Regions from separate parts of the Homo sapiens genome. Here all the other regions are linked to region 3. The links are chromatin contacts, found by Hi-C or POLR2A ChIA-PET in ENCODE. All regions are on one chromosome and are shown on one strand. The core of a region is the stretch at or near the end of the contact, and the rest is flanking DNA. Distances in the headings are between cores, read along the strand shown. Region 1 overlaps UBE2H-DT (UBE2H divergent transcript). Region 2 has its middle 5.7 kb from the start of MIR183. Region 3 holds the start of SMKR1 (small lysine rich protein 1).

Region 1 (3,773 bases), core at 16-2,515, 510 kb after region 3:
TGGAGTGCAGTGGCACAATCTCGGCTCACTACAACCTCTGCCTCCCAGGTTCAAGCGATTCTTCTGCCTCAGCCTCCCAAGTAGCTGGGATTACAGGCACACGCCACCATGCCCAGCTAATTTTTGTATTTTTAGTAGAAACAGGGTTTCACTATGTTGGCCAGGCTGGTCTCAAACTCTTGACCTCATGTGGCCCACCCACCCTGGCCTCCCAGAGTGCTAGGATTACAGACGTGAGCCACTGCTCCCGGCCTGAAAAAGTATTTTCTAATTTTATTAGTATTTTAAAACTTGGTACTGTGAAACATAGCACCTATTTTGTTCCTCATTTCACTTTGGAAAACCCCCAGGTTGAGTTAGTGGGAGTTGAGCCCAGTCACTGTTGACCGGCTGCATGGGCCTGGGCAGTGCTGAGACTTGGCAAGAGAGCCCAGGGCCCCCTGAGGACCAGTGGGGCACAGAGAGTGGCTACGGGTGTAGCATGGGATGGAGGAGAGGGAGAAGCTGCTGCCCGGTCCATCTCTGATTCGTGGAGCTGATTTTCCAAACACTCTAAGGCCTCGGTTCACATTCTGTTTCCCACAGAGGAGGCTCTGCGTCTCTGAACTGTTGTCAGGCCCCACCAGGCTCTTCACTGTTTGGAGCCAGATCTACGGAGCCAAACTGCCTTGACCTGCTTTCTGAGGAGGGGACAGGCAGCAAGTGCCGGACCTAGCCAGATTCAGCCCGCAGAAGGTGTTCCAGACTCCAAGCAGCCTGCTGGCCTAGCTCCAGGCCCAGGTGGCTGCAGACTCCACAATGGGTGACTCAGGTAAGCTGTGCTGGACAAACAAGCCAGTGTTCTCAGCCCAGCAGGGTGATGCCTGTCATAAGCTTTCCTGTCGTCATTGTACCGCCATTTCCTGAGGGTGGCCTTGCCAGGCCCGGAGCCAGGGTCCATGGAGACTGGTAGGAATGTGGTTATCTTGGTTTATGTCTTGTTGCCAAGGTGCTTCCCAATGCTTCTAAAGCTGGGCTTGGCGCTGATCCACCAGCACCTGTGCTGTCTGATGGTGGCATGGAGGCCGCTGGGCTGAAAGAGGCCTACTGAGACCACAGACAGTCTGGTGAGGAGATACTGGTATGTGTCTTTCTCATGATCCTAACACCTATAGTTTTGGTGCTCCCTTCCTTCAGGAGTCCCAAAAGACCAGGCAAGCTGGAGACACTTGGCCAGAGAGGCAACTGGGCTTAAACAGCCAGCTTAAACAAACAGCTACTATTTCCTGAGCACTTCTCATGTGCCAGGCACTGCTCTAAGCACTTCACATATGCCAATGAATTCTCAAAACATTCCTGTGACACAGCTACTAGTATTATCCCTAATTTACAGATGAGGAAGCTGAGGCTGAGTCATAGGTTCAGAAACACACAGCTGGTGACCAGTGAATCCAGGATCTGTACCCAGGCTATGGAACCTAGAGCCTGCTAGATCCACCTGCCAAGCTACCTGACCTAGAGCTGGTGTTTTTTTTTTTGTCCCCCTTTATTTTTCTTTTTTATAAACAAGGTGTCTTGCTCTGCCACCCAGACTGGAGTTCAGTGGTGCAATTATAGCTCACTGCAGTCTCGAACTCCTGGGCTCAAGCGATCCTCCCACTTCAGCCTCCCTAGTATAATGGGACTATAGGCACGTGCCACCACTTCTGGCTAGTGAGCTGGTGCTCCTAACTCTCACAGGGTACTGCCTCTCTTCTGCTCTGTCATGATGACTGTAGTGCAAGAAGGGGACTCAGCAAGAAGCCTCAGGATTCTAGGCGTGGCTCAGCCACAACCTGCTGTGTGATCTTGGCCTTCACTCCCCACTCTGGCCTTCAGACTCCTCAGGGATTAGACCAAGTAGTCTACAACTCTGCTTCCAGTTCTGTGGCTCTGACTCACGTGGAAACAGCAGTGGGGAAAGGCCCTATCCCTTAGCCCCACCGGAAGTGTCTACTGCTGATTACCAAGAACAGCCTCACGGGCTTTTGAGAAGGGCAGGGAGGATCAACTCCTGACCTGGTGACACTGATGGAGCAAAGCTGCTTCCCCACTCCACACCTCAGTTTCCCCACTCCTTCCAGTGGAGATAATGACCTCTGTGTGCTCAGTGCTACTGTGAGTCAGGGTTAATTAGCATTAGTCATAGACTTGGGAATCCTCACAAGAAAAGGGTCATCTGGTGGGTCTGGGCTGTGCCCTGGCTGTGATGAGACACCACTCATGCCCCTGTGAGTGTGTCATCATGCTTCATTAGTGGCTTGCCTAACTTTGCAGGTCGGCCCTGGGGTGGCCCAGCCCTGAGTGCGGGTGCTGAGATCAGCCAAAGGATGACACCTGGGGAGGGCTGCATGTGTCCCAGGGTGGCTGCCAATGGCTCACAGTCCCCTGGATTTCCCTTTCGGTTGACTTCCCATTCAATCGGGTTCTTATCATTGCTACTCGAGCCACTATTCCTGGATGCAAGGCCCCAACTCTGACCTTAAATTTAGAGGTTTTTTTTTCCTTCTCTGTCTCCTCAATAAATACCCATTCTCATTTCTGTCTCTCTGCTGACTGTTTCAATGCTTTCAGTTTCTTTCTGTTTCCATCACCGCACTTGGTAGAGCTTAAGTGGGGTTAGGGGAAAGACCCTGTAACAAAATAAGGACAAAGTAAGAATGATGATGTCTTGTGTTGGCAAGTCCAGCTAGGTAAGCCAGAAGTGGAACATGGGGGACATCTAGTGGCCGTAGTGGGTACTGCTAGCATTCTTGCCTGGCACCGAGGTCACATTCTTGAACTTTTTTTTTTTTTTTTTTTTTTTTTTTTTCTGAGACAGGGTCTTGCGCTATCTCCCAGGCTGGAGGGCAGTGGTGTGATCACAGCTCACGGCAGCCTTGACTTCCCAGGCTTAAGGGATCCTCGCACCTCAGCCTCCTGAGGAGCTGGGACTACAGGTGCACGCCACCACACCTGGCTTTTTTTTTTTTTTTTTTTTTTGGTAGAGACGGGGTTTCCCTATGTTGTCTACTCTGGTCTTGAACTCCTGGGCTCAAACAATCTGCCTGCCTTGGCCTCCCAAAGTGCTGGGATTACAGGCATAAGCCATCACGCCTGGCCTCATACCTGAACTTGATTCTCAAGTTGGCTACAGTGACTTGCCCCAGCTCTTGGAGACTTGGGAGATGGCACGATCCTTAGGAGGGGAGATTTTCTTATCACTTAATAGCTGATAAATTGCATTTCCCTTGACATCTGGTTTCTCTGGATCTACAGAAGAAAGGTCTCAGGCTGGGCACGGTGGCTCACGCCTGTAATCCCAGCACTTTGGGAGGCTGAGGCGGGTGGATCCTTGAAGTCAGGAGTTCAAGACCAGCCTGGCCAACATGGTGAAACCCCATCTCTACTAAAAACACAAAAATTAGCTGGGCGGTAGTGGCATATGCCTGTAATCCCAGCTACTCAGGAGGCTGAGGGAGGAGAATTGCTTGAGCCTGGGAGGTGGAGGTTGCAGTGAGCCGAGATCCCACCACTGCACTCCAGCCTGGGCGACAGAGACCCTCCCTGTCTCAAAAATAAAAAAAGGAAAAAAAATCAGTCCAGCATGGTGGTGGGCACCTGTAGTTCCAGCTACTACGGAGGCTGAGGCAGAATCACTTGAACCCAGGAGGCAGAGGTTGCAGTGAGCTGAGATTGCAGTATTGCACTCCAGCCTGGGCAACAGAGCAAGATTGTCTCAAAACAAAAACAAAAACAAACAACCCAAGTAACAA
Region 2 (3,488 bases), core at 193-2,692, 280 kb after region 3:
GGGAGCCCGGGTTGGAAGAGCAAACGAATGGCTCAGCCTGGAGGACACCGTGGAATCGGGCGACCCCTGACCCCGGGTGACACCCTCACTGCCCATAGTCCTGGGATGCGCTGACCGGTGAGGCGCCAGAGGCAAGCCGTCCAGCCGCCGATCTTGGGGAAGGGCTGGGAACCTGGGTGCCACTAGCGCTATTAACAGGAATGGGGCAGTTGAGGGCGGGGAACGGTGTCTCATTCGCGTGCGCCGGGGTTCCCGGGATGAGTGGCCGCGAAGTGGAGGCACACGGGAGGTCTGAGAGCCGCTTTCCCCCAGAGACTGGGCGGGGCGGCTCCGGGCCACGGAAGCAGCCTCGAACCAGCCGCGCAGCCCTGACAAGACGCTGGAGGGGCCAGCTCCGGGGCCCCGGCGCTCTCCGCAGCCCCCTCCCAGCCTGGCGCTTCCGCCTGAGCCCACCAGGGCGGCGAAACGCAGCCCGACCCCAGCCAAACTCCTCGCGGGTAGGCACCTCGCAAGCACCGGCCGCACTCGGACCGCAGCCGCTCCCGCCCCCGCCCCCGCCCGGGAACAGCGCTGGGCGCTGGGCAGACGCCACTGGCGGACCCGGGACCCAGGCGCCCCGTGGGCGCCTCCGCCTGAAGGCGCGGAAGAGCGAGTAGGCACTGCCGCGTCATCCCCGAAAGCCAGCTGCGCCGGGACTTCTGCCCTGCACCCGGGTTCTAGTGCGGCCGGTCCCGGGCGCCCGCCTCCGCCTCCTCTACTGAGCCCCGCTCTGGCTCCGCCCGGCCCGCCCCCCCGCTCCCGGCCCCAGACACTCACCTGCGCCGGCTCCAGGCTGGGCGCACAGCCGCCTCTCAGCTCCGCGCGGAGTCCACACCAGAGAAGCCAGGCAAAAACGGCCCCGGTTTGGAAAGAGCCGCATGGACGGAGCTTGAAGCGCGCCCGGCCCGGGCCCAAACCTCCGCTGCCCCGCGAGAGGGGGCGGCGCCGGAGCGCCGAGCCCAGCGGGGGAACAAAGGGGAGCCGGGACCCGGCCGCGCGCTTCCTGGGTGTCGGGTGACAGGTCTGCCGGGGAAGGCCCCGGCCCGGCCACCTGAAGAGGAGCCGCCTCCGCGCTGCAGGCGGGGGAGGTCCAGAGGGGTACCTGGGCCCGAGGACCGGAAGAACAGGGGGCGCGGGCTGCCCGGACCGCGCGGCTGGACGGAGGCCCTGCGGCTCCGGCACGGCTGCGCGGGGGCTCGACGGAGTGCACAGAGAATGACTCCAGGAGGGTTTTACCGCCCCCCGCCCCGGGCCCCGCCCGCCCCTCGCGCAGCGCCATTGGCTCAGGTGCCGCGAGGCGGGGAGGGGCAGGGGGCGGGCCGGGGATGATTCACCTTGAATGTGGCTCCGGTTGGTGCGCGGCGCAGGGCACGCCCGTCCGGGACTGCGGAGACGCCGGGAGCCCCGCCTGCTTGCCCAACCCGGCCGGGTCTGGCCCCAAGGGGTCCCGTCGCCCGCCTTCTATCCCCGCCTCCTGCCCTCGGGCTAGGGTGCCGCTAGCCGAGGTGCGCCCGGACGCCCTGCCACCCCAGCGCCCTCTGAGCCCGGAGCTAGCCGAGGTGTGTGTGGCGTGGCGTGCTTGGAAATCCGACCCTGGGAGGGGGGAGGGGAAGTGCGTTGGGAGCTGGGGCGCACCGTAGGGCCACTGGACGATCTCTGCAGTCTCCCCGCAGAAAGGTGCTCAAGGCTGACCTGTCTCAGGGGGCGCACCCGGACCCAGGGGCGCAGGGCTGGAATGGGGACAAGGGGCCTCCATGTCCTCACACGCCCACCCTCGGCCAGTTCTGCGGCCTCACAGGTGTCTGGCCACCGCTGCCGCCGCCGCCGGGAACAAAGGCTGTCTGTCCCAAGAGAGGGAGGGGGAGGGGAGCCGCCCCCCAGACCCGTTCCCATCTCCCCCTCCCCCCACTGCGACAGTGGCTCCCTCGGGAGGGGGCGGGGCCAGCCGGGGCTGGGGCGCGGACGCGGATTAGATCCTTCTCAACCGTCCTTTGGTCTGACACCACCCGGAGCATTCAGAAGGGACCGGGGGGCAGGGGCTAGGTCCTCCAAGCTGTCAGCGTTGGGGTGGCCTCTTCCTTCTTCCCCAGCATCCTGAGCACCGGAGCGCCCCCTCCCTCCCTGCTGCTTTGGCTGCCCTTGGCAGTCCCAGCTCCGCCCCGCCCGGCCGCCCCAGACGGCAACGGCAGCTCAAAACCAGATTAAAATAAAACGTTAATCCGCCCTTCTCCTTTTTAGCTTCTAGTTCTTCCCAATCGACCCCCGCAGATCTGGCACCCTAGAAGCCCCTGTAAAATGAGGGTGGTGCTTAGCCTATGCTCCCACCAAACCTAACCCTTGCACTTGAAGACCGTTAACACCTTGTCTTGGGCTCGAGCAAAAGAAGGGGGTGAGGCAGTGGAAGCGGGGCCCGGGAAATCTATAGTTTCCCCACCCCCAGCTCCTGCCGAGCCGGGAGGGGCCAAGGGTGACGGCAAGGATACGAACCCTTCAATATGCCCGACTCCCGGGCAGGGCCTGCTGAAGCCGTAGATGTCGCAGCCAGATGGATCGGGAAGCAAGATTCCCACCCCAGGTGGATAACTGGACGAGTCTCAGGGCCTCGGGGCCCCTCTCCCCATGCAGCCAGGGATGGGCACGGTGAGCGAGAACCCGGACAGCGGAGATAATGAGCACGTCACAGAGCCCAACGGGCCAAAAGGGGGTGATAGCTCCACATTAACCCCTCCCCGTCCTACTAGCATTCCCCCGCCCATCTAGGTCGCCTCGAGCCTCCCTGGCTGTCTCTGCACCCGCGCCCTACCTGGTCCTCAGACCCATGCGATGCTGGGCAACCCGGGCCGGGTGTGCCCAGGACCGCAAAGCGGGAAGCGCAGGCCTTGCGGACTGCGAGTGGCCCCCGCGGCCTGCTGCTCCCCTTTATAACGCGCGCCCCGCCCCCCGCGCTCCGGGCGCCCCGCCCTGGCCCATTCACCTGCTGTCGAGAACCAGACACCGCGCAGCAGAAAGCTAGCCGCTGGGCCGCGAGGTCCGGCCGTCGGAGCGGGCGGGGCTGGGGCGCCGCCGAGACAGATCCGATTTCCACCTTTTCTTAAATGCGCTGCTGAAAGTCGAGAAGGCCCCGGCCGGGGAGCTCGCGTCGCTTCCTCCCCCCTCAGCTCCCCTCGCACCCTGAGTCCCCCAGCCCCACTCCGGGAGGGGCCGCGAAACTGCACCCGCAAGGGCCTCATACATATTTTAAGGAGCAGGCCAGGCAGGTAACCGGAGCTGGACTCGGACGGTGAGGGGGCGGCCCCCGGGGACCTGATACCCTGGATCCCTTACGGCTCAGGGCTCAGGCGGGGGAAGAGGTGGCTCAGGACGACCTGGGGTCCTCACTTTGCTGGCCTGTCCAGCGCATCCTAAGCCCGCGTGTATCCTACCCCCTCCTTCTGCAGATCCAATGTCCG
Region 3 (3,798 bases), core at 436-2,935:
CCTTGTAGCAGGGCTCTGGATCTCTGATCTGGAGCTCAGGAAAAGCAGGGCTGGAACAGATTTGGGAGTGATCCCATAGGGGTAACCTTGGGAGAGCTGAGATAACCCAGAGAAGTGTAAGCGGCTGGGGTGGGCCAGCCCCATCCAGGGATGAAGACAGGCGCAAGAAGAGAAGAAAGTGCAGGTGGAGGGCAGGAGAATTTGCCATATCCAGGGCATATGGACTCATAAGAAAAACTCACAGACATATTAAAAGTAGCTGGAAGTTGGGTTTGCTCTGTTAATGAAGGATTAGGGAAAGCATATGTAAGAGAACCTAGAACATAAACAGTCCTCTTTGGAAGCCAGTTTGTCTTTCAAGAGAAAGCAAACAAAACACCACATCCTTGCAGAGCCTTCCAGGACCCTACTCCTGCTTCTTGGTCTAGCCTCCTCCCCCTGTCCCTAATTTTGGCATAATTGACTGCTCCTTGTCATCCAGATCTGTTTTAACGTCACCTCCTCAGAGAGGCCTTCCCCAGTCACCAATCTAAAAGAGCACCCAGTGGTCACATCAATTTAATGCAATATGCCATACTGTCCCTATCACTTTTAATGTCTGCCAGGCCCTCCATTTCAGCCACGACCACCTCCCCCAAATCACCCCTTAAAAGAACAAGGACTTTGCCTCATTCAGAGCTCAATTTCCAGGGCCTGGAAGAGTGTCAGGCACGTGGCAGATGCTCAATAACTGTTGAATAAAAAGGAATGATAGGCCGGGCAGTGGCTCACGTCTGTAATCCCAGCACTTTGGGAGGCTGAGGCGGGCAGATCACCTGAGGTCAGAAGTTCGAGACCAGCGTGACCAACATGGCGAAACCCCATCTCTACTAAAAATACAAAAATTAGCCGGGCATAGTGGTACGCATCTGTAATCCCAGCTACTCAAGAGGCTGAGGCAGGAGAATGGTTTAAACTTGGGAGGCGGAGGTTGCAGTGAACCGAGATGGCGCCACTGCACTCCAACCTGGGCGACAGAGAGAGACTCGGTCTCAAAAAAAAAAAAAAGGAATGACCAGTCATAAAAAAGAATGAGTCGTACCACCCGAAGTGTAGACTTCACCTGCAGGGAGGGAGGCTGGAACTGGCAAGGTTGGAGGCAAAACTGTACCTACTGTACCTTTCTCGCCCAATCCTACCTGCACATGAACTCCCTCCCCACCCCTTTAGTCTCTCGGGCCCTTACTCTCTTTATCCGGCTCTTTTGCAAACATTTCCCATGATATTCTCCCTTCACCGTCACAGTCCTTATGCTCGTTTCCCAAAAGAGCTTCTCCGATGATCTCTCCCAGGTTGGCCGAGTGAGCGGGCCTAGCCTGCGCTCTCACCCCAGTGCCACCCCAGTGGGAGCGCCGCCCGCGCCCGCCCCCTCGCCCCGCGCCCGCCCCCTCGCCCCGCGCCCGCCCCCTCGCCCCGCGCCCGCCGCTCCGGCAGCCCAAACCCAGACGCTAAAGCGCCGAACTGGGTTTCCGGGCGCTGGAGGCCGCGGTCGGCCTCGTACTAGGTGACGGCCCATCCCGCGCGCGCAAGCCCGGAACCCCGCTCCGCTCACCCTCCGCGCGCTGCCGCTTTGCCCTGGCAACGGTAACCACGGCGAGGCCCTGCCCCACGCCCGGTGATTGTGCGCGCGGCCCCGCCCCCGAGGCGCACGCCGGCCCAGCGCCCACAGCTGCGGCGGCCTAGGTGCCGCGTGGGGCAAGCAGGTGCCTCGCGTCCAGGCGGCTCCGCGGCTGGCTGCCTCCCGAGCCGGCCGCGCTCCTCCCAGCGAGGCGTGGCGGGGAGGCGTAGTGAGGCTGGGCCCGTGGCGGTTCCCTGAGGAGGGCCGAGAAGGGGCCGGGGGTGCTAGGGGAACGGGCGCTGGGGGCAGCGGCCCCGGTGGATGCTAAGGGCTTCGGGATCGGGAGAGTCCACCACGCCTGCCTGCTCGGCTGAGAATCGCCATGGTAATCCCCGTCTCCCTAAAGTACCCGGGGCCAGGGCGCGCGCCGTGGAGCCCCAGGCTGTCCCGGAGAGGCGCGGGCGCCGAGGTCACCGCCTCTCCCTGGGGTCGACCTCAACGCGTGGCGAAAAGATGGAGGGACAAGGGGTGCCCGGCGGTCCGCGCCTGCTGGGGGCGCAGCAGCCGCGGAGTCAGGCCAGCCGTCTTTCCAGGTTTTAGGTCGTGGTCCTGTTGAGCAGCCCCCACACCCAGACGGTTGATGTGGAAAATAAAGGGAGGGTGGCACCGTGGTGTGGCACGTCAGGGCGCCAGGCCATGCCCACAGTGACGGGTCCGAGCTGTTAGCTGCCGTAGCCACCCTGGGTGCCCGCGCGGGATTCTCCACTGCTCTGCAGACTCAGGAAGCAGAGAGTGAGCCTGGTACCACCACCTTGCTGTCAACAGCATTCCTGTTCTCAGCCCTCATCCAGTCACTTACGACCTCCTTCCAACCCTCGCTGCTCTTTCCAGAAGGGCTGTGACCTTCCAGCCCCTGCCCCAAGTCCTCAGGGAGGCATCATTGTCTGCTAAACTAAGTACTGCACGCTTGAGCTGGGCGCACAGAGCCCTTGCTAAAGGGGCCTCAACCTCGAGCTTTCTCTGCCATATCTTCTCTGCTAAACAACAACAAACAAAACGAACAAAAACCCTGCATCCCACACTAAACCCGCGTTCTTCTGGAAGCCCCTTGCGCCTTCCCTGTCTTGATCCGTTTTCTTTGAGGCTTGGATCAGAAGGACCCTGCCTCCTGCTTCCCCATCGCTCCTTCAGCGCCCACAGCCCTTTGCACCTCACCTCTGGTGCTTTGCCTGTTTTTCCTTGGAAAGCCTTATTCCTCATTAGACTCTAGTGTAGAAATCATTAAGTTTCTGTGTTCTTTCCAGTTTGTTTCGTGTAAAAGGATTAAGTAAAAATTTCTTGGTTTGAGAGTCATTCCATGAGCTATTAAAGGTAAAGAGCTATTACCTTTTTTTTTTTTTTTTTTGACAGGGTCTTACTTTGTCACACAGGCTGGAGTACAGTGGTGTGATCACAGCTGACTGCAGCCTCCATCTCTGAGGCTCAAGTGATCCTCCCGCCTCAGCCTCCCAAGTAGCTCGGACCGTAGGCAGGCATCACCATGCCTGGCTAATCTCTGTATTTTTAGTAGAGACAGGGTTTCGCCATGTTGCCCAGGCTGGTCTCAAACGCCTGGGCTCAAGGGATCCGCCCGCCTTGGCCTCTCAAATTGCTGGGATTACAGGTGTGAGCCACTGTGCCCAGCCAACTGCCATTTCTTTCAGGGCCCAGGGAACTGAGGCAGAATGCTGTACATAGCCATTGAAGCAAATGCCAGTTAATTCATGCTCCTTGAATGAGGGTCAAACACATTAGTGCACAGAGCCTGCAAGCCAGAGCGGAACCTTGCCTACCTTTCCTTCCTTAGCTGCTCTCACTGGCCCCCTTGGCTGCCTGTGGGCTGGCCATGTTGGCCTTTTTTGGGTTTCCGTCTCTTTGTGCACCTTCTCTCCGGCTTCAGAGACTTTGCATAGGCTGTTGGTCTTGGAATTCCCTACTCTCGGCCCACAGGCCACGCTTAGGGAGCCCTTCCTTTGATGGCCCAGATGAGGTCAGCCCTTGCCCATCTTGTGCTATTATAATTCCATGTGTTATAGGCATTATAGGGTCTTTCTTTATTAATTTCTTTGTTTTTGTTTTTTTTTTTTTAGAGATAGGGTTTTGCTTTGTTGCCCAGGCTGGAGTGCGATGGCATCATACATAGCTCACTTTGGCCTTGAATT

Evidence for each region. A loop is a pair of places that touch in the nucleus more often than their neighbours do. ChIA-PET counts read pairs that join two places held with the same protein, here RNA polymerase II (POLR2A). Pooled maps may share reads with other maps.
Region 1: a map of heart left ventricle shows a loop between it and region 3 (4-fold over the local background). The contact joins the enhancer-like site here to the promoter of SMKR1 in region 3. A Hi-C loop is called at or near these places in 4 of 168 maps with a recorded cell type or tissue (K562, MCF 10A, cardiac septum and 1 more), 6 of 37 single-sample maps with no recorded cell type and 14 of 50 pooled maps.
Region 2: a pooled map shows a loop between it and region 3 (4-fold over the local background). The contact joins the enhancer-like site here to the promoter of SMKR1 in region 3. A Hi-C loop is called at or near these places in 1 of 168 maps with a recorded cell type or tissue (vagina), 1 of 37 single-sample maps with no recorded cell type and 7 of 50 pooled maps. POLR2A ChIA-PET finds 5 or more read pairs at or near these places in 2 of 52 experiments (H1 and OCI-LY7).

The regions. Positions count from the first base shown.
Region 1 is chr7:130,008,291-130,012,063 of GRCh38, forward strand. It overlaps UBE2H-DT (UBE2H divergent transcript), which reads left to right. Exons shown (of 4, transcript XR_007060520.1): 3 at 586-811. Among named protein-coding and RNA genes, the nearest start is that of ZC3HC1, 41 kb to the right of the region's middle. RefSeq lists enhancers at 314-393, 494-563, 651-1,150, 947-2,146. Within about 2 kb of position 1,266, at least 22 of the 41 ENCODE cell types and tissues checked have a DNase peak (open chromatin) inside an H3K27ac peak, as active enhancers do.
Region 2 is chr7:129,778,974-129,782,461 of GRCh38, forward strand. No RefSeq gene overlaps it. Among named protein-coding and RNA genes, the nearest start is that of MIR183, 5.7 kb to the left of the region's middle. RefSeq lists silencers at 510-639, 790-869, 930-1,729 and enhancers at 1,350-2,195, 3,042-3,488. Within about 2 kb of position 1,443, at least 14 of the 41 ENCODE cell types and tissues checked have a DNase peak (open chromatin) inside an H3K27ac peak, as active enhancers do.
Region 3 is chr7:129,500,846-129,504,643 of GRCh38, forward strand. It overlaps SMKR1 (small lysine rich protein 1), which reads left to right and starts at 1,686. Exons shown (of 2, transcript NM_001195243.2): 1 at 1,686-1,982. The coding sequence starts at 1,980. RefSeq lists silencers at 1,385-1,434, 1,495-1,834.